Regions from separate parts of the Mus musculus genome. Here all the other regions are linked to region 5. The links are chromatin loops, found by intact Hi-C in ENCODE. Cell type or tissue: heart. All regions are shown on one strand. Region 1 holds the start of Cfap57 (cilia and flagella associated protein 57). Region 2 has its middle 29 kb from the start of Rimkla. Region 3 overlaps P3h1 (prolyl 3-hydroxylase 1). Region 4 overlaps Foxj3 (forkhead box J3). Region 5 holds the start of Frg2f1 (FSHD region gene 2 family member 1). Region 6 overlaps Foxj3 (forkhead box J3). Region 7 has its middle 9.8 kb from the start of Gm35957.

Region 1 (4,000 bases), 920 kb before region 5:
GACATGGCATTCCCGTAGAGGTGAAAGGACAGACATCCTGGAGTGTGGGTCTTCTACCTTGTCCAAGGCAGGATCTTTTTGCAGTTCACTACTGTGCATGCATGCCAGGCTGGCTGGCTCACAGGCTTCTGTGGAGTTTCCATTTTTCCACAGAAGCAATGGGATTACAGACGTGTTGCTATTATGCCTGGCTTTATGCATGTTCAAATTTAGGTCCTCAGACATGCCTGGAAAGTGCTTTACCTGCTTAGCCATGTCCCCAGTTAATACAGTTTATTCTTGCAGAATATTTACATGGTGTTTGATGACTTTTACTTCTTTAAAACTAAGAATTATTTTCCTTTTTTTTTTTTTTCTGAGACAGGGTTTCTCTGTATAGCTCTGGCTGTCCTGGAACTCACTTTGTAGACAAGGCTGGCTCCGAACTCAGAAATCCGCCTGCCTCTGCCTCTGCCTCCTGAGTGCTGGGATTAAAGGCGTGCACCACCATGCCCGGCAAAAACTAAGAATTATTGTTCATTCACAGATACCACAAGGAAGAAAAAAAGCACAGGCTTCAGAAAGAAATATTTCTTTCTTACTTTTTGTTTTGCTTTTGTTTTTTTGTGACAGGGTTTCTCTGTGTAGCCCTAGCTGTCCTGGAACTCTGCAGAACAGGTTGGCCTTGAACTAAGAGATCTATCTGTCCCTGTCTCTCCAGTGCTGGGATTAAAGGCATCACTGCTTAGCTAATTATTTCTAACATATATACCTGACAAATTATTAGAATACAGGATATGTAAAATATGTCTATAACTAAATAAGAGAGATACCCCTTAGAACAAAATCTTACAAAAGTAACTGAAAAATTGGTAAAACTATTAACATAAAACTAGGGATATTCCAGGGGCTGGAGAGATGGCTCAGAGGTTAAGAGCACTGGCTGTTCTTCCAGAGGTCCTGAGTTCAATTCCCAGCAACCACATGGTGGCTCACAACCATCTGTAATGAGATCTGGTACCCTCTTCTGGCCTGCAGGTATACATTCAGGCAGAAAACTGTATACATAACTCTTTAAAATAAGTAAATAATCCGGGCAGTGGTGGCATACACCTTTAATCCCAGCACTTGGGAGGCAGAGGCAGGCAGATTTCTGAGTTCGAGGCCAGCCTGGTCTACAGAGTGAGTTCCAGGACAGTCAGGGCTACACAGAGAAACTCTGTCTCGAAAAACCAAAAAAAAAAAAAATGTTAAAAGGTTATTTGTCACTTAAGATAAAAATTTCAGCGTCTCCATCAGACATGGGTTCAATGAAGGTCATGTACTCTCAAAACCGTTAGACTCAAAAGAAGGTTCTGGTGAGGACAAACACAACTGCAGGAGAATACAAGAAAAACACTGTTTAAAGTAACTCTTCTCTGGAGTCATTGTGGAAAAGTACTTTTAAAACGTGTGTTATTTTACCTGTCATTTTGGCTACTTGTGTCACGTTAATCTATGATTAAGTAGTGTAAATGGCCATTTATTTTGTTTACATTTATAAAAATATGTGGATAACCCAGTTATCAAAAAAAAATCTTCCCAATCGTTGAGATTGTGCGGTTTTGTGTAGCACATGCCTTTAATGTATGTGTCAGAATGGAAAAGGTGGTTTCTTTTTTTCTTTTTTACCTGCAATGAATTTTTGCCATTTCTGATCTATATTGTACTTCACACAGTGATTTCCTGAAGGAAATATAATGATCTGTTCATCGAAGAAGAAGACATTGTTGGTCACGTGAGGCCGAAGACCAAAAACATGAAGCGCCTGAGCTACCACGGTGGACATGGTACCTGTCAAAAAGTATTGCAAAAGATGAAGAAAGAGGCAAGTAGGTGGGAGTGAAGCCGAGCAGCGCATCTCCCTTTCCTGCCCCGCCCCGCCCCGCCCATGGCCCCGGCCCGCCCCTCCCTGACCCCGCCTCGCCCCTCCATCGCCCCGCCCCTAGGCTCCTCTTCCTTTCCACCCCACCCCCGGGGCTCTTTCCGAGCCTTTCCTTCCTCTCCTGCACTCCCACCGCCCTCAGATCCTTAGGAGGACCCCAAAGAAACTATTTACCTCTTGCTTCACGGCTCTGGGTTACTAGACTACGTAGGGATCAGTAGGTGCTCTTCCTAAAGATCCGAAGCAATCCGGGCACGCCCAAACGCTAGAGCAGTTCCTATAGCAACGAGAAAACCGGAAGTGCGGCTATGAACCCGGAAGCGGAAGTCCCTGTTGAAAAGGCAGAGGCTTGTGGAGAATTTGTTGGCGGTGGTGCTGCTTGTGGGCACGTGGAGTGGCAGCCGAACCTCGCGGGGCGGAAGGCCGCGAGATGGACACCCCTCCGCTTTCAGAGTCGGACTCGGAGTCGGATGCGTGCCTGGCCTCAGATCAAGAGGTAGGCCGCAGCGGAGCTAGCGGGGCAGGGGCTGGGACGGGGACTTTATTTAGCTCTTTGGTACTGAGGCTCCCCGGTCTGTAGTTGCAGGATGCGTTTTCCCGCGGACTCCTGAAGCCAGGTCTCAATGTCGTGCTAGAGAAGCCGAAGAAGGCAGTGAATGACGTGGTGAGCTCGTGCGAGGGTCGGGGTCCTTGGAACAGGATGCGCACAAGCGCTGTGCCTCTTGGGAGACCGATTCTGGTGGGAAAGATGCACCCTGCGCTGCGGTCGTCATCCTGTGCGGATATTTGAGCATAGGACTTTGGGTTTCTGAGAGTCAAACTCGCGGTTCTCATGAGCGCCTTGTCTGACTTAACCTAGAGTGGCCTGAAACAGTGCTTGGCTGAATTCAGACGGGATCTGGAGTGGGTTGAAAGGCTCGATGTGACCCTGGGTCCAGTGCCAGAAGTCAGTGAGACTCAGCCAACACCTCAGAACCAGGACCAGAAGAAAGGCGTTAATCCAGAAGACGACTTCCAGAGGGAAATGAGTTTGTATGTTTGTTATGGGTCCTGCGATGGAGTTACAGGAAGGGGGTCTTAGTGTGTCTGCAACCTCAGAGGCACTGGGCGGGGTTAGCACGAGCGTGCGAGTGGATCTAGCGGGTTCCTCTGGTGGAAAGAATAGGTTCTTGGTCGCCGTTTAACCAGAACCCTGCTCGAGGGATGTTTCAGAATAATTCATTTGAAGCTTGTGTGGGTGCCTCCAATCATTAGAACACACTTTGCCTAGGGAATGTTATGAGTGCTCTTTCTGTAATGATTGGGAAACAGTTCATAGTCTGCGCAGTATTTAATAAGCTCGTTGTTTTAAACTGACTTGCTCTTGGAAGTATTTTCCCCTCGTAAATAAACATAAAGTGAGATTTCAGTTATATGTGCAATCAGTGGAGTTTTAGTTGGTGTGTCTGTCTTATCTTGCCAGTGCTGGTGGGATGTGATAGCTCTGAGGTTAGGTAACTTCTGAGAGGCAGTAAGAAGACATGAGCGCCCTTCCCCTCCCCTCATTACACCCTGTCCTGTAATGTCAGCTACCGGCAGGCCCAGGCAGCAGTGCTTGCGGTATTACCCCGACTCCATCAGCTCCAAGTCCCTACGAAGAGGCCCACCGATTATTTTGCAGAAATGGCCAAGTCTGATCAGCAGATGCAAAAGGTAGGTTTTTCTTCTGGAAAGCCAAGGTTTCATTTGTTCAGCTGGGTCATTCCTGTAGTCTTCAAAAAAAAAAAAAGATGTGTGGTGTTTGTAGCCAGTATTTCAACAGTCTCTGCTTCAGAGCCATGCCAGTCGCCTAGGCAAATTAGAGAGAGACGGTCTGGAGAAGTATGGGCCCTACGAAAAGAAGCTTGCGTATTTCTTCCCTGTCAGAGTGAGTGGAGTGGACAGACACAACAGTCTTAGAGTTCTGGCCCAGCAATGCCAAGGAGATTACTGTTGCTTCTAGATGGGGTTTTCCTCTCTGGCCCTTTAGCTTTTTAGAAATGGAAGACTTGACGGATAACTCAGATGTGGTGTGACTTAGAGTTGGGGGTTTGCGTATTTCTTCCCTGTCAGAGTGAG
Region 2 (4,000 bases), 77 kb before region 5:
CCACAGCGCACAAAGGCGAGTGAAGCATTCTGGTCCGCAGTAATAATCTTAATAAGAAAGCAAAGAAGAGCAAGTCATTTTAAACTGATTTCTTCCCTTTTGGGGGAGTTAACTTTGTTGTCGCTGTAAAATCGGCTTGCAAATGAGCTCTTTGGCTTTCCAGTTAACGTCTGTTATTTCTTTACAGCACACTCTGTTTACCAGTTGTGCGGGGGAAACCCACAGTGGACTCTCCCCAAGGGAGCTTAGCCTAGGTGTTTCCCATAGGGGAGACTGAGTCTCATAATCACTCCCAAATTTCCCAGGCAAAGGAAACAGATTTTTTTTTCTCCATGTGAAAAAAAGAAGCTAGGCAGAATTAGCAGAAAGCCATGTTGGCAAGTAGTCTGCCTGAATTCAAAAGGATCACGCAAGCTTCTCCAGGTCACTGGCTTCCAGGAAAGCCTTCACACACCCTACCTCCCCAGAGCTGAGGCCTTCCTGAGCTTGTACGTGTTTTCCTTCTCCCGTCACCCAGTGGCACTGCTGTGCTGACCCTTGAAGGATACAAACTTCATCTGTGGTGTTTGCCCATCGTTGTGGTACAGAAACCTCTACCGCAGTGGATTCCAAGCTACCCAGTGTGACATCACTGCACCGTGAGGTAGGGAAGGGATACGGACTGGCATCCTATTAGGTCATAGTCCCATCTCACAAATACAAATAACCCAAGAATGCAAAAGACCAGGGAAGGAACTGTGAGATTTTGAGGTTCTTCCTCCTCTTCCTCCTCCTCTTCTTCCTCCTCCTCTTCTCCTGCTCTCCTCCTCCTCTTCTTTCTCATTGGTTTGTTTTCGAGATAGGGTGTCCCTGTGCATTCCTGCCTGGTCTGGAACTTACTATATAGACCAGGCTAGCCTTGAACTCACTGAGATCTGCTTGCCTTTGCTCTGGGTCCTGGGATTAAGTTTAAATTTTGAGTGTTTAGCCGGGCGTGGTGGCACATGCCTTTAATCCCAGCACTCGGGAGGCAGAGGCAGGCGGATCTCTGAGTCTACAGAGTGAGTTCCAGGACAGCCAGGGCTACACAGAGAAACCCTGTCTCGAAAAAAACCAAAAAAAAAAAAAAGGTTTTGAGTGTTTGCTTATTAAACTCAAGCCAGGGTTTTCATCAATTTCTGCCATTGGATGTAGCCCAGGGTGACCTAGAATGCTTAGTCCGGTTGTCTCTTTCTGGGTGCTGGGATCACAGGTGTGGGCTGTCTGGTTTTCTCCACTGCTGGGGATTGAACTCAGGGCTTCACGTATGCTATGTGGGCATTTTAATTACCAACAGAACCACAACAAACTCAGCCTCTATATGAAACATATTGTAGTCACAGACTTACCCAATTTGATCATATCTGGTGACTGTGCTTAGTAACCACCTCACAAGACTCTTGAGTAAGAAGTACCCGCTCTTGTGGGCCAGGACTGGCCAGCTCTCCCATATTTCTGCTCTCTGGGAACTTCCAGGTAAGGCTAGACACAGGAGGCACCTGGCTAGTCTTGCCTTCACAAAAACCTTACCAGTTCTCCGGTCATTCAGGGTCCCTCATCCTCCCTTTATAATAAACCAGATCTTCTTCTACATAGGAGATTCTGGGAGTCAGCAGTGGTTTAGTCTGCTCTGTCTGTTGGTTCCATCTGACCTCAGGCTGTCTTCCCCGCCAAGTCCAGATGGCATTACTGTACTATCAGCTTTCTCGGCTTGGCCCCTCCCCCTCCCACAGTCCTCTCCCCCTCTGTTTGACAGGTTTAATGCAACTCCCTGGCACCTCCTCCCGTCCATGTGATGCAAAGCCAGCAAGTCATAGGACGGAAGAGCCAAGAAAACCAGGTGCTAAATCATGCAAGGTCAGGCTTCCCGGCAGCTCCCAGCTCCCCAGTGTCCCAGGCAGCTTTTCTTCCATGATTTTCCTAAGCCATATACATCCCCCATGGCTTGCATTGATATCCTGCAGAATCTCAAGGATGGATGGAACCTTCCAGAGACATTAAGCCAAACAACAGTCTGCTCTTGCAGCCATTCCCCCTTTGCCCCCCTCTCTCTCCCAGCTGTAGAGCTGCTGTGTGCCAGCTTTTATCCCTTGGCACTCAGCCATGATCCTGGGAAGGCACTGCTTACGAAAGCCAGGCCTGTGGTAAAGTGTTTCCCTTTAAGATGGTGTTTATTGCTCCTACTTATAGCTGACAAAAGATTCGATAAGGTGTGGTGGTTGTGCCTTGGGTCACACAAGTTATCTGGATTGAACCAGATCTGACTCACATTGGTACCATTCACTTTAGTCTGCGTCACCATCCGTAAGTGCACCCAAGAGCTAGAAGTACAAATGGTTGCTATGATACCAACCAAGTCAGTACAGTGAGAATAAAGTGTGCCACCTTCAGAGGTGGCGTTCAGGTGCCCCGTGGGGAGGGAGATGACTATGTTGAACAAAATCCCTTTGAAAGCCACCACAATTTAAGGTGAAATGGTGACAGGAATCAAGGTCAGAGAAAGGATGGCTATGTATGGGAGCGTGAAAAGACTTGTTCCGGGGAATGAAGACAAGTGGTACATGAAAGAAGGGGGGATGGAGTCCTGTGCTGTCTGGGAGAACATTCTGCGTGTTGCCAAACCTGCACTGCTGCAGCCTCTGATGGCCCCTCCCACATCACTTACACACACACACACACACACACACACACACACACTCGCACATATACCCCTTTAAATGTTGCCAAGCTAAGAAATGTAGGAAGGAACAAAGCTTTATATCTTAATGGACACAGTGCGGGGACAAAACAACACCGTCTCAAAGAGAGGTAGCAGGTGCTGCCAAAACACAAGGCCTTTAGAAACCACAGAAATTCCAGGGCTCAGAATAGAAGCCCAGTTTCCAAACCCATCTGGTTCTCATGGGGCAGTTGCCCACTGACGTTGGGCTAGATCAGGAAGGTGGCTGTGTACGGAGGCTTTGGAGGCATAGCCTTGCCGGAGGAAGTGTGTCACTTGGGGTGGGCCTTGAGGTTTCATTTTGAGTATGTTCCGCTTCCTGTCTGCAGTTCCAGGTGTGACTTTTCATCTGCTCGCTGCCAAGCTTCCCTGCTGTGACGGTCCCTCAGGAGCCAGAAGCCCCAAATAAACTCCTCCTTCTCTAAGTTGCGTTGGTCATGATGTTTTATCACAACAATATAAAAGTAACTAAGGCATCTCGTAAGGCAGTGATCTATATGAACCTGGAATTCCTAAGCCAATGGCAATGCCAGGAGTTTTGTTTTTTCCTTTTTTTTCAATAACTCTTTTGTGCATTTTATTTCTATGTGTATGGATGTTTTGTCTGCATGTATATGTGTGCACCACATGCATGCCTGGTGCCTGCTGAAGAGGATCTCCTGGAACTGGAGTTATAGATAGTTGTAAGATACCATGTGGGTGCTGAGAAATGGATCCTGTGTCTTTTGGAAGAGCAGCCACTGCTCTTAACTACCTACCTCTCCAGCCACACCACTAGGTTTTCTGTCAGGATCTAAGAACATGAACTTTGAGGGTGGTGACAAATAGCTGCTGCTTGTGTCCTTAAAACATCTGCCCAGACTACCACCAAACAGAGGCCATACTTGTGAGCACAGGGGACAATGTCCAGTTGTGTTTGATGAGAGTCACTCCCCACTTTAATGTAGATGGTATTCAGTGATTTGGTTGGTCCTAAAACCTCCTTTATCCCCCAAATTAACTTCTTCCATTTTTCCTATATTTGCAGGGTGCCCTTACCATGACTTAAGCCATTTTGTCTCCTTTCCTCTAGAGTTTCAAGTGATCCTGATTTCATCTCTGCCACAAAACTATTCCAGGCCTTTTCCCCATCTCTCTCCTCCCTACCCTGGCCTGTTTGACACAGGACTGGTCAGGAGGGATGCTGAACCCACAACAGCGATGCTCATGATCCACTTATGCTATGTCTCACAATCTAAAGACCCAAAGCCTCCAATATACCCT
Region 3 (4,000 bases), 290 kb before region 5:
TGTTGAATGTGGCATGGGGGGGGGGGGGGGAATATGCAGTCAACCACCCAGGGGTCAGGAGGCCTCCAGTGGAGCAGTGAGAGCGTTACAGGATAAATGTGTTTGTGGAGCTGAGGGCAGCAAGAAACCTTGCAAGCTGGAGAGACCAGTTCTAAAGGAACAGAAGCCCCGGGGGAGCTGAGAACACTGCCAGTGTACAGAGAGCCACTCTCTGGAGCTTGTACTGTCCTTTAACTCGGTCCCTGGCTCCTGCTCTGTGCTGCAAGCCCTCTCAGTAACTGTTAGATACCAACCGTGTGTGGGAGGGAGTGCATTTGAAGTCAGACAGACAGAGGTACAAGGCCTTGTTCCTTCTCCCTGACATCCCCTTGGCGCTCACAGCCCTGAGCAGGGGTGAGCAGAGGCACGGCCAGGCTGCCAGCAGCTCATTTTTGTGGCCCAAAGCCAACTCTATCCTGCCGTAGCGTTCAAAAGACTCTGTTTCTGACACTTCCTTGGAAGGTGGCGGGCGCTGGAAAGCTTCTCTCTCCCTCAGGGTGTTAAAAGTGCTAAGAAAATCTGGACACACCAAAGGAATGTGTCAGGCACTTGACTGTGTGCCACGGAGCCTCCAAGTGAAGTGCTGGCATGAGGAGGAGGCATGAGCAGACAGTGAAGGACTTGGCAGGGCCTTCCTTTTAAAAGATGAACTTGGCAGCTGCATGCTGAGAGATTGGGAACAGGTGGATCAGGCTAGAGGCATGGGAGCAATGGTCAGCAATGACCAAGGTGGGTGAGGATGAAGGCTCGAGATCCGGAAAGGCCAAGGAAGCAGAGGTGCCGCAGGAGAGGTGGAGAGGAAGATGGGCGGGAGCTGGTGACTGGCTGGACCTGACGAAGCGAGGCGGCATCTAACATTCCCACACAGGGTGCCAAGGTTTACACTGGAGGAAGGTGTGATCTGCTGGCATTTACCATAATCCTGTCCCTTCTCTTTCTGTGTCCCCTCCCTGTGTGGTTCCCTACCTATCCCCACTCACAGAGCCCCACTTCGCTGGCTATGGTTCAATGCTTCTGTTACCCGCCCCACCCCTCCTGCAGGCCTGCTGGAGAATGGAATCAATGGATGCCCCCTACCCCCAGCCTCACTGCTGACCTCTGTGATCCTTCCTATTTCAGAAAGTCTCTAGCTCCACCAGGGTGATGGCACTCAGCCCAGGATCTGCCTTGTTGACACCTGTGAGCTGCATCCTGTTCACCCCCAAAACTTGCCCTAATCTCTAACCTGTGGCTTAACCAAAGAGTCCTCCCAGCCAGGACATGACAGTTCCAGAGTTTCACATACATTTGGGGACACACTGTGTTTCCTGTATACTCTACTCTAACGTGGATTATCTTGGCCACAGAGTCACAGGCTGAGAGGAAGGACAGTAGCCACCCCGTCCACGTGGATAACTGCATCCTGAATGCCGAAGCCCTCATGTGTATCAAGGAGCCCCCAGCCTACACGTTCCGGGACTACAGGTGAATGCAGCAGTGTGGTGCCCGGGTACTGCGCAGCTCTGGGCTTGCCTTGGAAGCTTCTCAGTGCCCTGCACTCTGCCTCCCTGCCCTCACACATGTGCACACGCAGGCAGAGAGGCAAGCTGTCCTCAGAAGCCCGTTCTTCACCCTAGACCCCACATAAGAAGACAGACGGTAGGGAGGTCCTTAGGAGGGAGTGGGGAGGAGGGCATGGCTGGGTTTGACACAAAGGTATGCTAGCTAGGGTGTGGTGGAGTCTCCAAAGAGGGGTGGGGGACCCTGCCAGCTGTTCATGGCTTCAGAGACGCTTCAGGTCTCCAGCTGCTAGTTGAAAGTACACAGAGGAAATAAGCCGTGTCTGGATGCCTGCCTTTCCAGCGCCATCCTTTACCTCAATGGCGACTTCGATGGAGGAAACTTTTACTTCACAGAACTAGATGCCAAGACTGTGACGGTGAGTGCTCCCCTGTCCTCATCCCTGGGGGCTGATGGCCCCAGAGGACAGTAGAAAGAATGACTTACTGGGCTTCCTCCCCACCCCAGCCCACCCCTACCAACCCCCAGCCTGTTTCCTGTCCCTGGGCCAGGGGCTTTGGGATATGATAGCTCTCCTCTGACTGTCCTTTGGGTCTTTGTCCTAATGATCCATTGCTCTTCTGAGGCTTTCCCCCATCTCCCCTCCCCGCCCACAGGCAGAGGTGCAGCCCCAGTGTGGAAGGGCTGTGGGATTCTCTTCTGGCACTGAGAACCCACATGGAGTGAAGGCTGTCACCAGGGGGCAGCGCTGCGCCATCGCCCTGTGGTTCACGCTGGATCCTCGGCACAGTGAGAGAGTAAGGGCTGTTGGGAGGGCCACTTGTGTTTCCCTGAGACTCCCCACCCAGGCACTCCCTGCAGTCATTGCCCGCCCACCCTCCCTGGGCCTTTCTTTTCACGTGGAAGTGGAAGAGGGTGGGGCTTGATGTGGAGTTCTTGGTTCATGCCTTGGGCCTGCTCCAGCAACCAGAGCTTAAGCCTGCTGGGAAGGAGGCAGTCCCAGAGCCCCTGTGGTAACACTACCATTGTTCTCTTGGAAGCGGCAGCTAAGGGGGTGAGGGGACCTCTCCAGAGGCCCTCTGAGAAGAGTTTGCCTTTGCAGGACAGGGTGCAGGCAGATGACCTGGTGAAGATGCTGTTCAGCCCAGAAGAGGTGGACCTCCCCCAGGAACAGCCCCTGCCTGACCAGCAGGGCTCGCCAGAGCCTGGAGAAGAGTCTCTGTCAGACAGAGGGTCGCTGCACAAGGATGAGCTATGACAACAGCTAGGTCACAGTTGGGTGTCCTTGGACTCATGAGGGTGACTCAGTCCTTCAGCCTGGACTTCCCGGCCCCTCAAGGCTGCAGAGTGAGAGGCGCTTCTGTTGGCCCCCCGGCCAGAGGATCCTGTCCACAGCCTTCTGCATGGTGCTACTGTTCTTGGAGTGGGCATAGCAGGACACACTCTTCTCTGGGCTTGGCTGTAGGCTCAGAATGCAGGCCCAGAACCACCCTGGGGCCTATGTAGGCAGCTGCCGTCAGCAGCGTGATATATTTAAGTGTCTGTAAAGACAACCAAAGAATAAATGATTTGTGTTTTTTTCACTTAGTGGTTTGTTCCAAGAGAGAAAATATTTCTACTCTTCCTGGGACGCTGAGCTTGGTAGCAGCTCCTCTAGGTAGTGTGCCGTGGCACATGCCACATGGGAATTCCTCTGTAGCCTCAGGCCAGATAACCCAGGTACCTTGGGCTGTTACCATAGAAGGGGCATCTTGGTCCTCACTGCCTACCTTCTATGGGAACTGGATGTCCCAGATACAGCACCCAGGATGGCAGCACATCATCAGCTTTAAAGGCTTTCAACATCTAGATTGTCACTAATCCTCTTCTGGCAGAGAGCAACAGTCAGCGCTGCTCTGGCAGGGCAGCCGCAGGCTTCCTGCTCGGCTGGCTGGCCTCAGAGCCCGCACCTGACTGGAGTTTCAGCTCCTCCGGCCACATAGCTGGCACGAAGCCCACCCCCTTCAGCACTCCTGAGATGCTGTTGTACGGAGTTATAGGAACCTGCGGCTGAGTAGTCATTGGTCAGTCGAACTATTTATTTAGTGAGCACCAGCTTGTTGCTGGGAATATGAGAGGGAGCAAAGCAAACCTAGGCCTCTCAGAGCTTGTATTATATAGGGGATACATAATAAATGTGTAAATATGTATGTGTGTGGTTTGTGTATCTCTAAGCCTTTGATGTACAAAATCAAGTCAGGGCCCCGAGGCGAGGCAGAAGAAACAGCAAGGGACAGGGAGAGGGGCTTCAGCACTCAAGAGCCCTTGCAACTCTTGGCATTCTGGTCCCCATATCAGATGACTTATAACCTACCTGTAACTCCAGCTCCAGGGGATCTGATGCCCTCCTTTGGGACCAGCACATGGCATACACATATTCAAATAAAATCTTTTTTATTTAAAAAGGGGGGGGGGGGACAGC
Region 4 (4,000 bases), 73 kb after region 5:
TACTCTGACAAGTAACTTGAGGGAGAAGACCTCATCCTGGCTCACAGTTCAAGAGTACAGCCCTGAGCTGGGCGTGGTGGCGCACGCCTTTAATCCCAGTACTCAGGAGGCAGAAGCAGGCGGATTTCTGAGTTCGAGGACAGCCAGGGCTACACAGAGAAACCCTGTCTCGAAAAACAAAACAAACAAAAAAGAGTACAGCCCCTTGGCAGTAAGTCAGGGTTACTGCGTGATGAGTGTCCATGCTTAGTTTGATTTCTTCATTTTATATAGTCCAGAATCTCCACCCAAGGAATGGTCCTCCCCATGGATTGGTTATTTAATCGTGGGTGATTCTAGATCCTGTCAAGTTGACAAAAGTAATCACCACAGAAGTCAACAGAATCCAATAAAACAAACAATTTCCATAATTCTAGCAATGCATTAGAATTCATTGTAATGGTGCTCCACCTGTTTTTTAGTATTCAAGTCTAGTAATGCACCCAGAAATCATATTTGGTAGTCTGCTGTATGTTTGGAGGTGCTGGTGGTTGGATACACAGTGGGGTGCAAGTGCCTCTTCTCTCCAAGAGACTCTGTGTCGGATGTGCTTTAGGAGCTGCGTGAGCTGTCCCCTCCTATGGAGCGCAGGACTCTAGAAACTGCATCTTTGTTGTGTGTGCTCATAGTCTTCACTCTTGTTTCACCGTGTCCCTGCAATCTCTGCCTTCTGTTTCTAGCCCATCTACACTTTGTGCTTTTTTTTGCTTCCATTTGTCTCGTGCACATATGTAAATATAAAAGTATGCATCGCTGCACCTATGGAATCTGTTTGTAGGAAGGTAAAGATTGTCAAGAATTTGTTTGTGATGTAAGCAGATTTCAGTTTGAAAGGACACTGGCAGTGGAAGCATAATAATTTTTCTTCCCACGTGGCAGTCTGGGGGAAGGGTGTGTTTGTGTGTTTCCTAGTGCTGATGGAGTTTGGTGAAGTCCTAATAGTTCTGTTATTCTATCTTGAATAGGGCCTAGATATCTAAATAACATCTCTAATGATGGGCATCTAAACTGAAATTTTTCTGATGAAGTGTTTATAGTTTGAAACCAGAAATCTCTAATATAACGTTTGCAGTAGTCTGAGATGCTGAGGGCCTGGACATGGACAGTTGAAGTTATTATAACCCAGGAAGAAATAATGTTAGGATCTTCTGACCAAATCATGATGTTCTAGGAGCTGCAGTTTTTAGATCTTATTTTCAGATAACTAATACCAGACAAACCATTCTGCCCCCCCCCACCCCCCCCACCCAACCTGTATAAACATGCTAGCACATCTACACGAGGGGCCAAAGAGGAAGGAGGAAATGGAGACAGAAACAACTAGTCATTAAGGGACCAGGCAAATGCATGGGGCGAGATAAATTTTTCCTTTGGGACATTTCCTACTTGACAGACCCTGACAGGGGCCACAGAAAAGGAACCTGAGACAGGCGTGTGTGAGAGCTACAGAAACTGGAGGGAGGGGACTATGAAATGAATGAATACTTAGGAGAAAAGATTCTGAGAAATAGCAGAAGTTGAAGTTTATGTAAGCAAAATCCACTTTTAAGCATTTGTGAAATCCTAATTCTGTGAGCTTGGACTCAGATATAAAGAAAACAGACTTACCACTGGCTGGAATCTAGCAGTCTTTCCAGTTAGGGGACAAAGATTGCACTTCACAGTCTTCAGTGAGAGCTGTAAGGACAGACCATTGTAGACTAGCCTCAACTGTTTGTAGAGTGGTGGCTAAATTATTTTTGTTAAAAGACAGCTAAATTCTATTTAGAGATTATCTGGAGCCATAATTTTCCACAAATGACTGATTAAAGTTCCATGCTTTATGAACAAACCATCACTGCTCCAGATTATTTTTTAAAATAATAAAACAGTATACCAGTATAATAAGGAAGCATAGTAAATCTCAAAAGTAAGAAGGGAAGGAACAAAGAAGAATTGGGAGGAAACAAAACAGATAGTCTTTAAAACTAGGTATACCAGGAATACCATGAAATGTAAATACAAGCAACACTTGACGTACAGGTAGGAGTTGGCGGAAAAGATCCAGCTCTGCAGTACTTATAAAAAATTCATCCTAAGTGAAAAGTTGTATTTTATAAGGGGGTATTTGTATTGATTATGAAGTGACAATCTTTGTATACATCTAATAGCATACTCACAAATGGACAGGATTGAAAGAAAAAAATGAACAAATCATTATTTGTAATGTTAGAGTTTATTTAACCTGTCGATAAAATCAGAACAAGACTATCAAGATCATGATAACAAATAAAAAAATTCCACTAGAGTTGTGGAAAATTTGACCCAAATTAGGAAATCTAAATTATGTACAGTATATATCCACCAATTGCATAATATATTTTTGAATACCCATGGAGTAGTTACCAAAATCAGTATTTGGAAGGCATGTTAAAACATAAAATTAAACTTCCCATAGAATGAATTGGGATTAGAAGTCATAGCAAAAACAGCCAGAAAGTTCCTCTAGAATTAATTAATTAATTAATTAATTAATGTGCTACTAACTTACTCCCATGGATCAAAGATATGTGATATAAATTAGAAAATACTTTAAAGCAGTGAAATACAAGTGACTTCAAAGCCTGTGAGACATAAAGTAATAGCCTCAGTTAAATATTAATGGTTTAAATATTTGGAAACAACCAAAACAAATGCAGAGAAGGACTGTGGTTTAAGGGGGGGGGGGGTGAAGTAGAAAGTATTTTATATAACAGTCAAATGAGAATCTGGTGAACATTTATAAGGACACAAAGCCACATGTCTGTAGAAGGAGAAAGTGTATGAGGTAAGAAAGTTGCAGGCGGTAGTGGAGTGTGCTCATGCATACCTGCAGCCCTAGTGCTGCTCTCAGAGCAACAAGAAGGACCAGGAGACAGACAAGTAGGAACAGCCCATAATTGGAGAAGAGCAATCAGACCAGAAATAATGGGCAGAAAATAAAGCCATCACTAAGGAAACACAGTCTTTATGCAGAAAATGATTGTAAAGAAGTCAGTTTTTCTTGTTGATGCTGATGGTTTGTTAGTCAAAATCCTGATGTGCTTTTGGATAAGGAAGGTGGGGAGGAAGGGAGGGAAAGTAAATGGAATAGAGGGAGAGAAGTGTGGGACAATGAATGGGCCTGTGGGGTGGCTCAGTTGGTAAGGCAATTGCCCTGTGTAGTAGTTACTGCTCATTTGTGTGACAGAGTACCTGACTAGAATGAATTCGAGGGAGAAATGGTTTATTTACACTCACCATTGTGGGATGTCATGGCTGCAAGGGCTAGCCATATTGCATCAGCATTCAGAAAGCAGAAAGTGAACAGGAAGCAGTGCAGCACTGTAGAATCTCAAGGTTCACACCCCCTGAAGGCCTTGCAACCTCCCCAAATGGCTGCAACATTGGAGACCAAGTGTTAAAACATGTGGGGACATTTCATATTCAGACCACAGAAGCTCACAAAGACAAGTGCCTGAGTGAATTCTGGAACCCTTGTAAAGACACTGGACACAGTCAGGGTGCATTTGTTAGCCTTGTACTGCAGAGGTGGGGAGAGGAGCATCTCTGGCTCAGTGGCCAGCCAGTCTACTTGCTTAGCTGGTAAACTCTAGGTCACTGAGAATCACTGTCAGAAAGAGGTGGATAATGTTGCTAAGCTTGACACCTGAGGCAGTCTGCCCTGCAGACACACATTTAAATGAGATCTTTCTCCTAAATATTAAGCAAGAGAAAGCTTACTATAAATGAAACTGTTACTAACATAAGACTAGACAGACTCTGAATAAATCCAGCAATGCTTTCAGTAAGTGTAAAGGAAAAATCGTTTTCAGTCAGATAAAGTTTTTTTAATAGGGGGAAGGCAATAATATTTAGAGCAGATAATGCGATAGGAGACAAGGCTTTGTGAAAGAGAAACCATAAATGATTTTAACATAGAAAAACCTGGCAGTAATCCAGA
Region 5 (4,000 bases):
ACTATGAGTTCTTTGTTTTTGAGACAGAGTCCATGTGGCCCAGGGTGGCCTCAAACTTATCATTCTCTTGCCACAGTTTTCTTAGAGCTGAAGTTATGAGCATGCATCTAGATGAATTATTTTTCTAACTATTTATTGTGGTGTGTGTGTGTACACGTGTATAGCGCACTTACCACAGCATGTGTGTGGAATTGGTTCTTTTCTACTTTACATGGATTCCAGGGATTAGGTTCTGGTTCCAGGCTTGTGGAGTAATCTCCTTTACCTGTTGGGCCATCTTGCTAGCCCCTAGACTGAGTGCTTAAAAATATAAAAGCCCGTGTCTTATTTTCCTGTGTGGTTCTGTCCTAATTTAGGTCATCACCTTGTCCCTGGGTAGTGCCCCCTCTGACTTCCTACCCTGTACTCTAAGCAGAGCATTCACTGTTTAAAGCTCTGGAGAGACTGTCAATAGCCCACAAGATACCCCTCTGTCCTTATCTTTTACCTCTCCCGACCCTCGCTACTTCTAACACTCACAGGGATGTTCTAACCACAATTACATCAAATCCCTTCACTTCTTTCAAACCTCTGATTCAAGTTGCCTTATTATTGTGGCTCACCCAGGCAGCTCTTTTTAAAAGGATTTTCCTTCTAGTGTTCCACACAGCTCTGTCCTGAGTGCTCCTCCCCAATCCCCCAAGGTATCATTCAATGTTTTCTAACATTATTACATAATTCATAATTTTTATCACCTTTCTGCCCATGAGGGAATGATACTTGCCCCTCCACCGGCCTTTTCTGTTCACTGATTAATCTGAAGCACTACAGTAGTGCCTGGTACAATGACTTTTTATGTCTTTGTTGGACAAATGAGTGGATAAACCTTTAGAATTCCCATTGCCAGGAGATGCTTGACAGATGAAAGTGTTCAATGCTCCATGAAGGAATGGAAGGATGGTTTCACACTGTCTTAGCTCAGCAAGGTTGCCAGGGTCAATTCTCTCAGACCTTTGCTTTCTCAATCAACCAAACTCACTGACATCCATCTAACCATCTAATGTCCAAATACTGAGCAACTGCTCTTCACTTGCTGTTCTTGAGGCTGCAGGGAAGAGTACGTGACTTAACGCGGCTTCTGCGCAGCAAATACCTACCAAGTGTAACAGGATAGCACAGATTGTCAACGCTAACAGTTCAGAGGTAGGACCAGGGAAGACCAAAGGGAAAGTCCAAAGTTTACCAGAAGTCTGAACAACCCTACTAAAGGCTCCACCTGTTGATAGTGAGGCCACGACCTGGCCAGCTAACTTGAGATGGAGAGGATGACGCGGCAGGGGTAATGACAAGATGACATGCCTGGGTAGGGAGGGGCCTCGAACCCGGGTTCTTGACATTCCGAAGGACGCGTGTCCCCAAGCAAGGTCCAAAGCGCCCCGGTGGCGGCCGGGAAAATCCGCGCTGGGTGCTTGACGGGGCCGCGCAGAGGCAGAGGCTGGAAGGCGGGGAGGTCACGAGGCGCATTCCTCAGGAGTTGGAATCCCGGGAGTGGGGCCGGGGCCGCCTCGGCCAGCCGCTGTCAAGTCCGAGGCGCAAACACTGCAAGGCGCTCCGCACCGCCCACCGCCGGTTCCCGCTGGCCGCAAGCAGGCAGAGCCGCGGGAGCTCAGAGGCACTACTTGTCCCCGCGGAGGGATCCCTCGCACATCGCGCAGCAACGACGGGGCGGGCCGTGGAGCCGAGGACGCCGGGCCGGGAGCGCTGAGACGTCGCGGGAGGCGGGGGTGGGAGGGAGCGGGTCGGGAAGTAGTTCCGGGTGCGCGGCCCCGGATGTTGGCTGCTCCCGCCGCCGCTGCCGCCGCCGCCGCCACTCTCGGCGCCGCTCCGGGCCTGGGCCGCTCTCTGAGGGCGCCGTTGGGACCTTTCGCGGGGAACGGAGACGCACGCAGCGGCCGGAGGCTCGGCCGGGCCGTCCCGGCCTGCGTAGCCTGAGGTGAGCACGCGTCGCCAGGGTCTCGTCGGGGCTGGGGCGGCGGGCGGGGAGGCGGGGCTGGGGCATCTCCCGGGACGCGGGCGGGGGCTGCCCTGGGCGAGCGGCGCTCGCCGTCCTCGGCGCACGCTCCCTGTGGCCGGCGGTGGGCGCCAGGCTGGGCCGGCCGGGTGGCGGCCCTCCCTCACCCGCGGCGCCACTCCTCAGCTGCCGCTGCCCCTCAGCCCGACGCCGCGCGCGCCCGCCCCTCCCCCAGGTGGGCCCGCGCTGCGGATGCCGGGGCCGCGGAGGACCGCGACAGTCGCGCCCTCGTCGCTCCGTGACCTGCACCTGGTCCGGGCTCGTCCTGTTCCCGGCGCGATGCGGCGTCCCCTCCTCGCCCTCCAGGCGCTATTCTGCCGGGAAGGCGGCCGCTGCCTTGTGGGTCGCGGGTGCCCTGCGGGGCTGAAATGGCTGGGGCGAGGGTCCCACCTTCTCTCCCATCCTGTCCCCGGGCCCTTCTCTGGCATTGGGGGAAAGGCAGCCTTCGCATGCGGACGTGTTGCTGCTGTCCTGCGTGTGTTGCATCCTGCCCACGTGGTAGTGCCCCGTCCCTCCCACTCCCTCCATTTTTTGCAGTTGGTTGAGATGTTTTTTGTTTTTTTTTTTTCCCCCGCCCTGCTTTACTCCCCTCCACCCCGTGATTTCTTCCGGGCAGCGTGGGGAAGGTGTTAAGGTCAGTTTGTTTTGCCGAGGATGACTTGTTTGATGGAAGAATCAAGAGTTGTACTCTTAGGAAATTGAGACTACTAGGGGATCGACCAGATCTTAGTTAATTGACATCTTTTCAGTACCAGTAGCTCTTGCTCTTCTCTACTGCTTAATTCTCCAGAGAGCAGGCGCTTGCAACTGATGTGTTGGTGTGTACGGTTTTCCTTTCTCTATTCTACTTTCTTGTGTCACTGTGGCCTAGTATTTTCTAGTCTGTGTTGATGCAGGGCTCAAGTTGTTGCTACATTTCTGAATGAGTCGTGTCGGGGCGCTCGAAACTGGTGGGCTTCTTTTCACCTTTCACTGTTTATTTGCCTTTAGTTTTTCCTTGTGTTTTGTACCCTAGTGAGAAAGCATGCATGTTCTATTGGGTGTAATATACGTAGATTTTTCTCTAGTAGAAGGACTAGGTAGTCCTGCTTGCTGCTTTTGCAGAAAGTTCTTTATTCCACATCTCTAAAATGCACTAGGTACTATTGGGCTCTGTTTTTTAACACTGTTTTGAAATACATGTCTCCCTCCCCATCTCCCTTTAAGCTCTTTCAGGTTAACATTTACATCTTTCTGTGTTTCGCTCTTGGGAGACCACAGATTGCTCTCTTTACAGTAGCAGTGACAGACGCCTTTCTTTTATTCTTTTTAAAATCATAGTATTTATGGAGAAAACGATAGCTGCTGCTTTATTTTTTTTCCAAGTGATCCCCATTTTTATGATAGGAAGGGCTATGTAGATGTGATTTCATTTTTGAGTGTTTTGTTTTAGGTGAACTTGAAGCTCTTCCCTGTTTGGTTTAATATTGGAATTGAGGTGGGCCGTGTTCTCTGTTGTGGGCTGCTAGGGAGTTTCTCATGCCTTTATTAGGTGTTTTGTGGATGAGGTCAAGATTGTTTATTTTGGCTTTCAGTTTGTTAGTTTGGGTGAAATAAAACTTACTGTTTTGAAGTCACTCTTTCGATGTGAAAATTTCCAATATTCTCCTGTTTTTCAAACTGAAGATTTCCCTTTTTTCATCTTAATTTTAGATAGTCTTAAGTAGACCAGGGTGTCCTTTTATTCAGTGTGGTGAGGGCTGGCCTTGAACTCTTGGTCTTGCCTTCACTTCCCAAGTACTGAAATTACAGACTGTGTTACTACTCTAACTGCCTACATTGTAGTCTAAAATGTATTTTTGATAGTGCCTTTCCCCTATTTATCTGATACAAGTGACAGCACATTCTTCCTTTTTCCTTCTATGTAGAATAATAGTATTGAAATACAGATTCTATCTGTTTTCATTACAC
Region 6 (4,000 bases), 89 kb after region 5:
ACTTGTCATTCGGTGTTGTAGAGAGAGTGTTGTACCTGTCAGTGTGATTCCTCAGCTGCATCTTGGCAGCTCTGAAATGTGTGGGCTGACTGAAACTGGGTATTGCTTGGCTCTTCAAACAAACCAATGTCTCCATAGTCACTTATGTATTTATTATTCAAAAGTGTTATTTTAATATTTATTGCTCTGTGAATGCACAGTTCTGTTGGATTCACTAGGGAGGGATTTGTCTGAAAGCATGGTTATTTTTCTGGATAAAGTTTACAGACAAAGACAATCAGAAGCATTGGTCCTTCTCTTTTATCATCACTCCTTACCAGGTGAGCGTGCTTCCTGTCTTGCTTAGCCTTCCTGCTGGGGGAGACTTAATAGCTACATAGGAATTTCCTGGAATTTGAATCAGTCTATTTAGGCAGCAAGATACAGAGGCTGGGTTTATACAGCAGTGTCCCTGCTGTTGGTAACGCTAGCAGGGGCTGCATGCAGCTCCAGAGTCTTATCTGCTTCAGTCTTGAGTGCAGTGACTGACTGCGTGACCTGCTGTTGGGTCTGTGTGTCCCCAACATGAAGCACCTCAGAGCTTTGATCAGTTGCTTTGTTTTGTGTCATGTCACAGCTAGCATGGGTTGAATGTGTTGATTTTATAATGAAAGTAAAGAAAGGAGATTCTCCTCCCCACAGTGAATAGATCGTTAATTGGTTCTTTACAGAGAGGGAAATCCATTTTAATGAGAAAATAGATTCTGTCAAATCAAGAAGAAATAACTGGTCACCAGTTGCTTGTTAGTGTCTCTGGGCTAAGCAGTGCTTAATCACATTGACTAACCTCAGCGAGTCTGTGGATGAGTAATCTCTACTGGAACAAAGGTTTCTGTGTGTGTGTGTGTGTGTGTGTGTGTGTGTGTGTGTGTGTGTGTGTGTAAGTGCAAGAGATCATGAAAGAGACGGGGCACGGGGAGAGAATGAGAATATCTGTGTATGTGTTAATGGAGTGTTGTCTTGAATGAATCCCTGGGAAGCCATGGGGAGTGCAGGGAAGAAGGGAGAGCCTCGGGCTTCGCTGTTGCTTGGACCCCCACTTGGCATGAGAGAAAGAAGCTCAGGTACAGAGGATTCTCAACCAATAGCCAACAGGCCTCACTCGGAAGGACTGGGCAAGATGAGATGGCTGTCTGCAGAGAAAAAGCTTGGGAAAATGAGGTCCTCAGTAGTTTGCTCAAGTCTCTGTTTTCTAGACACCAAAATGGCTGCTCTGTGACTAGGATTGCTCCGCAGCAGTGTGCACTTTAAATGATTGGGTGTTGGAGTATCGCAGTCTGAAACAGCATGGCTTGATGAATTTACAGATTATGTGAAGCTAACTTCCCATTTGACAATTACTGATTTGCAGTGATCGATATATTTATGAATGTTTAAACTGACCAAGAATGGCACTTGAGGCCACTCACCACTCTTCTGTGATTCCCTGTTTCCCTGGGGCTCAGCAAGCCTGAGTGCCTGGGCAGGGAAGGCTACCTGGTGGGCGCAGAGTCCCTCTAGTGGCCATTTCTGATTTATTTGATGACACACAGCAAGTTCTCTAGGGCTGAAATTAACTGGAGACTTGGGGTAAGGACTAACAAACATACATACACAGATGGGGCGCTCTGTCCAGGAGAAGAGTCCGACTGGCATTTGTGGCAGTGTTTGAAATGTAAATGTACTCCTGTGTGTTCCTGTAAATATTTAATATGTGTCTCAGACGTCCTTTGAAGTGGGAGGGGATCGATCTTGGGATAATTTCAAATGGAATAGAGTATTTTGATATGTTCATTGAAAGGGTGATGTGTACATACTTATATTGTATATATGTGGTGACATGCATTGGCTTTTGTGCAGAAACAACCTGCTCTTGTGCTGCTGTTGGACAGTCAAGTGTTTTAATGTTTCTACAGTTTTCCTATTGCACGATTTCATATTCTGCCAATGGTGAGTGGCACCCATTCTTTGTAACCGTATAGTGCTGTAAAGAAATATTCCAAGTGTCATTAGGATTGTCGCTGCCAGAATTGATATGCATGGATGGCACTTAAAATAAATATATTATGATAACTGTATTTGCAGCCTGATGGTCTGTGTTATTTGCTGCTTGAGGAAGCCAGATTGAAGCCAGTGGCCAGACCATGGAGCCCTCGGGAGTTTGAGACCCAGGCATTGCTGCCCTAGCACTGAACTTAAAGCTGTTTAATTTCTGCACCTCACTTTCCTGAGCAGACACTTGTGCAAGCTCTCCAGAGAGAAAGTCAGAGAAGAGGAAGCCATAGTTCCCACCTTTAATGCGTACATACTTGCCTGGGGTGCCGAGCAGGCAGCACCTGACCGGGGAGGCCACCCCGGAAGCTTCCCTGGTGAGGAACAGTAGCTTAGGAAAGCCTCTTCAGAGACGGCATTGCAGGTCACCCTCCAAAGGACCTGAGGCCAGCGGTCATCTCCCTGACACTGCTGCTCCACACCCTGGCTCAGGCTCGACTAGAGTGAGGGTTGTGGGTTGAGGTAGGAACAGGTTCAAAAAGGCTTAGTTGCCAGGCAAGAAGCATGGAGACCTGCACAAGAAGAGCTCGCCCACCTTTTACCTAATTGTAGACTTAGGATGGCTGTGTGTGGAGTAGACTCCAAAACTCTTCCATGGTTTGCCAAAGCCAAGGAGACAGTACTACTCAGCATGTGTGAAAGTGTGTGTGTGTGTGTGTGTGTGTGTGTGTGTCCTGTTGCCCATTGCTGGCAAGTTTCTGACTAGGGTGTGCTTCTCCTGGTCAGTGGAGGCAGAAACACAGTCAATCTGCGGCGTGCATATTTTCCTCAGCTTTAACATACAACTCTGAGGGCTGCTCTTTATAAATGGCCATTACCAGCTGTGTAAAAAGTCCTGAACAAACCATGGTAGCTCAGTAAGACTTCATGGAAGGGGCATTCAAAACTTGACGCTTCGTTTTCTTATAAAAATGACTATTGCAAGCATATTTTATTGAGAGCATTCAGACCCAGTAAAGGAAGCAACCTGTTCCAAGTCTCTCAGCTACTTGGGGAAATCTGAGGAGAGTCATTGACGTGGCAGCAGTTCAGACTTCCCGTACACAGGTAGGAGGGATGGCTCGAGGTAAATCCACTTGCTTCCAGGATTGACGGTGACCTGAGTTCAGACCCCTTAACTAGTGCTGGAAGGAGAAAACCAACGCCCACAAGTTTTCCTCTCCTCACCGCCCTTCATCCCCTTGTACATACTAACTTGATCTGCTGTCACCTGATGGCGTAGTGGTATCGTGGCACTATGTGTGGAAGAGGGGACAGCTTTGGAGACATGAGGGATGCTGCAACTGCAGCGGACACTGCAAGAGAACAGAGACTTCAAACATTAGAGGGCCTGTATAAGATGGGATATCGCGTGAGCAGGACATCTCACTGTGTGTGTGTTCTTGGCTGGTGTAGGGTGCACTGCCCTTAGAAGCAAGTCTGCAATCTCTTCTGTAGGGATAGGCTACAACCAAGCAGAATAGGCAGCATGTTCGTTTCTTTTATAGTAAATTCAAGAGAAATTTTTGAACTACTTCTCCCTTTCCCTAGGTCTGATAAATTGACAAGTCACCATGGGAAAACAACTGGCTCAATCGAAACCAGATTACAGTTCCATTTCAGGGCAGTGTCCCAAATGTGGACCCCAGCTACTTAGTGTTCTCCCCAATACTTGGTATAGATCATCATATTCACTCTTAGGGAACAGCCCCCTGGGCCTGATAGTGCTATTCCCAACCCCTTACAAAGCATCTGGGCCAGGTGTGGCGACAGAGCTGGTAATAACAGCAGCAATAGGGCTGCATTCCAAAGCTAGTCCTCATAGCCTGTGACCTCTGTTCTCAGCAGACCGCTGTGCTTTTCCAAGTCTTCCTGACTGCCCCTGAGTAGAGGGAGGAACTTAGGAAATAGAGGCAAGGCGGTGGCGAGGTGGCTCGGGAGCCAGGACCAT
Region 7 (4,000 bases), 190 kb after region 5:
AATTGTCTCCCTGGTGCACCTACCGACGTATTCTAATTGTCTTGATCTATGATGTCCTTTTCTCCTGTTCCTATAAGAACCTCATCAAACTCTTAGCACTCTGGGATATGGTAACTGGGGTGAGCTGAATCTGTGCTCCTGGCCCATGGTCACTAATATTTGACTCCAGAATAAACTTCCTAGTTCCCTTTGAGGTCAGAGCCCTACTTCTGACATCGTGCTCTTAGGCATCCCTAAATTCTTGGGGTCTCCATGGTAGTTTTGACCCCAGTCTCATGGCTCACACTTTGCCCTCTCAGGGGCAGCTTGCAGGGACTCTCACCTTGCCACATGCTGTCTTAGCCTCCCAGGAGTCCTTGGCAATATCAGGGGAAGCTCCCATGATCTCTCAAACTCTTGCCCTCCGCCTGCCTATAATTCCAGCCTCACATAGAGGACACAAGATGTTTGCCTGTCTGCTGTCACATTCCCATTCAGGATGGCCATGGACTCACCCTCTGAAACTATACATCTCTAACAAATTCTTTCTTCTCTAAGTTGCCTTGGTTATCTTATCACAGCAATAATAATAATAATAAAAAATAACCAAGACCTTTCTGCTGCAGATAAACACTTGAGATAAACAACCTAAAAGACAGATTTTTTTCATTTGGCTAATGGTTTGGGCTTGTCATGAGGTCAAACAAATTCGACTGAGAGTTCATGGGAAACACAGCTACTCAGATCATGGCTGAGGGACGAGATAGAGAATGAGGGGTCCAGGTCCCAGTATACACTTTAGGGACAGGTCCCCAGAGACGCCCTTTCCTCTCACAAAGCCCACCTATGGAAGGTTGTTTTTTTTTTTTTTTTTCCCCAATAGAACAGTCAGCTGGGGACTGAGTCTTTGATACAGGGTATGTTTAAGATCCAAACCATAATGAGAAAAACTCTATGCACTTAGTAGTTCCTTCTCAATTGTCCTTTCCCTTTCCTGGAAACCTCTAGTTTGTTTCCTGTATTTATACAGTTGCCCGTTCTGGACGCTCCACACAAATAGAACCATACCCAGTAAAGTCTTTTGTGATTGGCACGAATTTAAGGTTCATCTGTGTTATACCATGTATCAGAATGACCATTCCTTTTTATTACCAAACACTAGTCCATTGGCATGAACAAACTAAAATTTACTAATCAATCACCCATCACCCCATAGTTCAGTCGTTTCCCCCTTCTCTTATTAATGTGCTGCTGGGAACATCTGCATCTAAGTATTTTGTGTAGACATTCTTTTGAACATATATCTAGGACAGAACTGCTGGGTATCCACTGATTTTGTAGGGAGTCACATGATCTTGTTTACACACTGAGCTAGGAAGCCTGGGGAGGTGCTGGGAGCTAGCAAGACTATTTCCTTCAGCGTCCCTCTTGTTAGCAGGATCTTGTCACTCAAGCCAACCTTCACAGAGATACTTCCTGGCTAGGGAGTAGATCCGAAGTGTGGAGCTGGGCTCCTCCGCCTGACTCGCTTAGGATCTCCTCTGGTCAGGGACTGTCTCTTCACAGACTCCTTCACTGCTCCTCCCGTAGTCCTGGACTCAAAGCCAGTTTAGCTGAGGAAGATGAGAACCAACCTGCGCTCAACGTCAAGACCGCTAGCACTGGTTTACGCTCTGCCCTCTGAGCATCCGCGCAAGCGCGGCTTTCCAACCCCCAGCGAGGAGGCGGGGAGTGGGCGGAGCCGACGTCTCCCAGGCCAATCGAAAGCGAGCGCCCCCGCCCTCGGCGCTGTGGACTGAGCTTGACCCCGGTCGCGGACGGGGGCGTGGCCCTAGAGGGGGCGTGGTTGAGGGATGGAGGCGGGTCCTGGGGCTGTCAGTCGGCGCCCGCCGCCGCGGCTGCTCGCACGCCGGGCCTCTGGAGCAACCTCAGCGGAGCGCGCAGGTAAGGCCGCCGCGCCGCAGCGCCAACGCGTCCCTGGGGACCAGTTGTCCGCGTCCTAGGGCCGTGTCAGCGCCGCACCGCCCAGGGGGCGGGCCCGTGGCCTACCCTCCCCCACGGCGCCCCGCGGACCCCGACTGTCCGCCCATCCGCAGGGATGCGGGGTTGGGGGCTCGGGTCCCACACCTGTCCCCGTGTTGCACTCGTGGACAGATTTCGGAGACCCGGCGCAACCCGGGGCGGGGAAAGTTTGTTGACATCGGTGCGCCGCGGGGAGCGGGCAGCTGAGCCCTCAGGGATGCGCCTTGGGCAGCTCGGCCGTGGCCCGGGTGGCCCGCGTGGCTCGGGTCCAGAAGTCCTGCTGAGAACCGCGCGGGGGTCCGAGGCTGCTGCGTGGCGCCGATCGCTGCGTAGCGTGGGTCTCAGCCCCTTCCTCGTAATTTATTGTGGACATTTAGACGCGGTGGGTGGGCGAATTTAGTTAGCTTTTTCTTAACACCTCTTGTTTGGGAGGTGTCTTGCCAGGGCCTGATTAGTTAATTAACAAGGTGGGAAAAACAAGATAGATCCTGATACGAAAGGCAAATAAGCAACTCCGTAAAAGCCACTTAGAGGTATTGGCAGTGAGAGATGCTTTTGGCCAAGGACAGCCCTGGCATCTTCTGGTTGTACCAGAGGGCTTAGGTACTCAGCGGAAGGCTTTCCTATGTATTTAGGCTCTAAAGTCTAAGGAAGGTTCTCTAGTTTTTCAAACATAAGCAGAGGAGGAAATGGACGCATGCTAAGGAAGCAGTTAAGGGAAAAACAGAGGCTCAAGTTAGTTTAGCTCCATGTCTGCTACCAGGTTACCTCTCCTCAGCAGAAAACCTCAGCTCTGCCTCCCACCTACCTCTCAGTCTTTCCAGGAGGGCTGTTTCCAGATGGGTAGGCACAACTGGTTCCCCTTTCAGACTGAAGACCTCTTGTTACCTGTAGTCTTACAGACCCGCCTAGGGATATCCTCTCAAAAAGGCTTAATTAGCACTTTCATCTGCCCATTAAGCAATGGACCTTGAAATCCTTTGTAATCAGGGGCTGTTGTAGTGTCGAATCTTTAATAATACCTAATTCATTTTAATAGTGTTTCTATAATAACCTTTCTACTAGTATGCCAGCCTTGCAACACCAGGACTTTGTGTTAGAAGCAGCAATTTACTAGAAATATTGTCACAGCAAAACCTCTCTAACAGATTTGCAACCCATGTTACTTAGGTAATTACTGCTAGAGGGTATAAGTTATTTTTCTTTTTAATATTTAGTGTAGTAGGTGTTACAGTGTTTTTGATCTCTGAGGTTGTTTGTCCCAGTCAGTGGAAATGGTGTCAGGCACTATGTAAATTGATTTTTTTGGGCAAAAAAAAAAAAAAATCACACGAATCCACGTTCTATAACTGATTCCTTTCTAGATAAAACTCTGAGCTAATAGCATTTGACTTTGTTTTGCCAACCTATGACAAAAATGAAGGTTTAGAAATATATTTAGAGGGGTATATTAAAGCTGCAATGATGTTTATAGCATATTTTATTAGTAAAACTAGCCAGTGCTCTTCTGAGTACTTTACAGGTATTTTATGTAACCCTCATGCTATCCTTACTGGGAAGGTTGAACCAGCACCCCATATTTCAGACAAGGAGCCTGAGGACCAGTTGTTTAACTCAGGTCAGACAATGAAACAACAGATTCTAACATAGGTAGCCTGAGTGCAGAGTCCAAATCCTGAGCCAGTGTGTGGTCCTGCTTCTCTAGACTCCTCTTTCCACAGGCATTGATTTCTATGTGCTGTTCCCACAGTGTTACGTTCTGCACCACAGGGAGGAGAAGGACACTTCACAGTGTCACATAAGCACTGGGGTGGAGTTCTTATGCGGTCCTTTACTTTGCTACCAGAATTCTATGACTTCGATGACAAACCATCATCTTCCCCCTTCCACCTCTTTATCAATGGGACAGCAGTCATGGAAGCAGATGAGCCAACTACCCTTGCTGTCCTGGGAGCTGGAGAGATGAGTTAGTGAACCTAAGAATGGAATGTCCTCTTGC

Evidence for each region. A loop is a pair of places that touch in the nucleus more often than their neighbours do. Peaks named below come from ENCODE experiments on the same cell type or tissue, not always from the same donor. Only the 100,000 strongest peaks of a DNase experiment are listed, where the experiment ranks them.
Region 1: a loop joins it to region 5, with 7 times the contacts of the local background. A loop is called at or near these places in 2 of 42 quality-filtered maps.
Region 2: it touches region 5 in a loop (9-fold over the local background); 2 of 42 quality-filtered maps call a loop at or near these places.
Region 3: a loop joins it to region 5, with 2.9 times the contacts of the local background. A loop is called at or near these places in 16 of 42 quality-filtered maps.
Region 4: it touches region 5 in a loop (2.3-fold over the local background); 9 of 42 quality-filtered maps call a loop at or near these places.
Region 6: a loop joins it to region 5, with 4 times the contacts of the local background. A loop is called at or near these places in 10 of 42 quality-filtered maps.
Region 7: a loop joins it to region 5, with 3 times the contacts of the local background. A loop is called at or near these places in 2 of 42 quality-filtered maps.

What each region holds. Positions count from the first base shown.
Region 1 is chr4:118,618,599-118,622,598 of GRCm38, forward strand. It overlaps Cfap57 (cilia and flagella associated protein 57), which reads right to left and starts at 2,187. Exons shown (of 23, transcript NM_026789.5): 1 at 2,078-2,187; 2 at 1,651-1,812. The coding sequence starts at 1,807. It overlaps Ebna1bp2 (EBNA1 binding protein 2), which reads left to right and starts at 2,201. Exons shown (of 9, transcript NM_026932.4): 1 at 2,201-2,399; 2 at 2,484-2,567; 3 at 2,763-2,935; 4 at 3,472-3,595. The coding sequence starts at 2,334. In heart, no CTCF peak of the experiment used is centred here; a DNase peak (open chromatin) is centred at 2,213; H3K4me3 peaks cover 2,009 bases; H3K27ac peaks cover 1,312 bases.
Region 2 is chr4:119,461,238-119,465,237 of GRCm38, forward strand. No RefSeq gene overlaps it. Among named protein-coding and RNA genes, the nearest start is that of Rimkla, 29 kb to the right of the region's middle. In heart, a CTCF peak has its summit at 1,821; a DNase peak (open chromatin) is centred at 1,794; H3K27ac peaks cover 912 bases; H3K27me3 peaks cover 464 bases.
Region 3 is chr4:119,245,250-119,249,249 of GRCm38, forward strand. P3h1 (prolyl 3-hydroxylase 1) reads left to right here. Exons shown (of 15, transcript NM_019783.2): 12 at 1,386-1,503; 13 at 1,882-1,957; 14 at 2,196-2,336; 15 at 2,642-3,728. The coding sequence ends at 2,797. Among named protein-coding and RNA genes, the nearest start is that of Cldn19, 8.2 kb to the right of the region's middle. In heart, CTCF peaks have their summits at 2,267 (motif pointing right) and 2,474; DNase peaks (open chromatin) are centred at 602 and 2,342; H3K27ac peaks cover 405 bases.
Region 4 is chr4:119,610,923-119,614,922 of GRCm38, forward strand. All of the region lies in intron 6 of Foxj3 (forkhead box J3), which reads left to right. Among named protein-coding and RNA genes, the nearest start is that of Guca2a, 25 kb to the right of the region's middle. In heart, no CTCF peak of the experiment used is centred here; no DNase peak of the experiment used is centred here.
Region 5 is chr4:119,537,874-119,541,873 of GRCm38, forward strand. Frg2f1 (FSHD region gene 2 family member 1) reads right to left here and starts at 896. Exons shown (of 4, transcript NM_001004178.1): 1 at 735-896. Foxj3 (forkhead box J3) reads left to right here and starts at 1,788. Exons shown (of 13, transcript NM_172699.3): 1 at 1,788-1,972. In heart, a CTCF peak has its summit at 1,516; a DNase peak (open chromatin) is centred at 1,618; H3K4me3 peaks cover 3,094 bases; H3K27ac peaks cover 3,196 bases.
Region 6 is chr4:119,627,024-119,631,023 of GRCm38, forward strand. It overlaps Foxj3 (forkhead box J3), which reads left to right. Exons shown (of 13, transcript NM_172699.3): 13 at 1-2,096. Among named protein-coding and RNA genes, the nearest start is that of Guca2a, 8.7 kb to the right of the region's middle. In heart, a CTCF peak has its summit at 1,587; no DNase peak of the experiment used is centred here; H3K27ac peaks cover 212 bases.
Region 7 is chr4:119,731,940-119,735,939 of GRCm38, forward strand. It overlaps a transcript of Hivep3 not described here. Among named protein-coding and RNA genes, the nearest start is that of Gm35957, 9.8 kb to the left of the region's middle. In heart, a CTCF peak has its summit at 1,814; a DNase peak (open chromatin) is centred at 1,742; H3K4me3 peaks cover 1,715 bases; H3K27ac peaks cover 1,212 bases; H3K27me3 peaks cover 1,166 bases.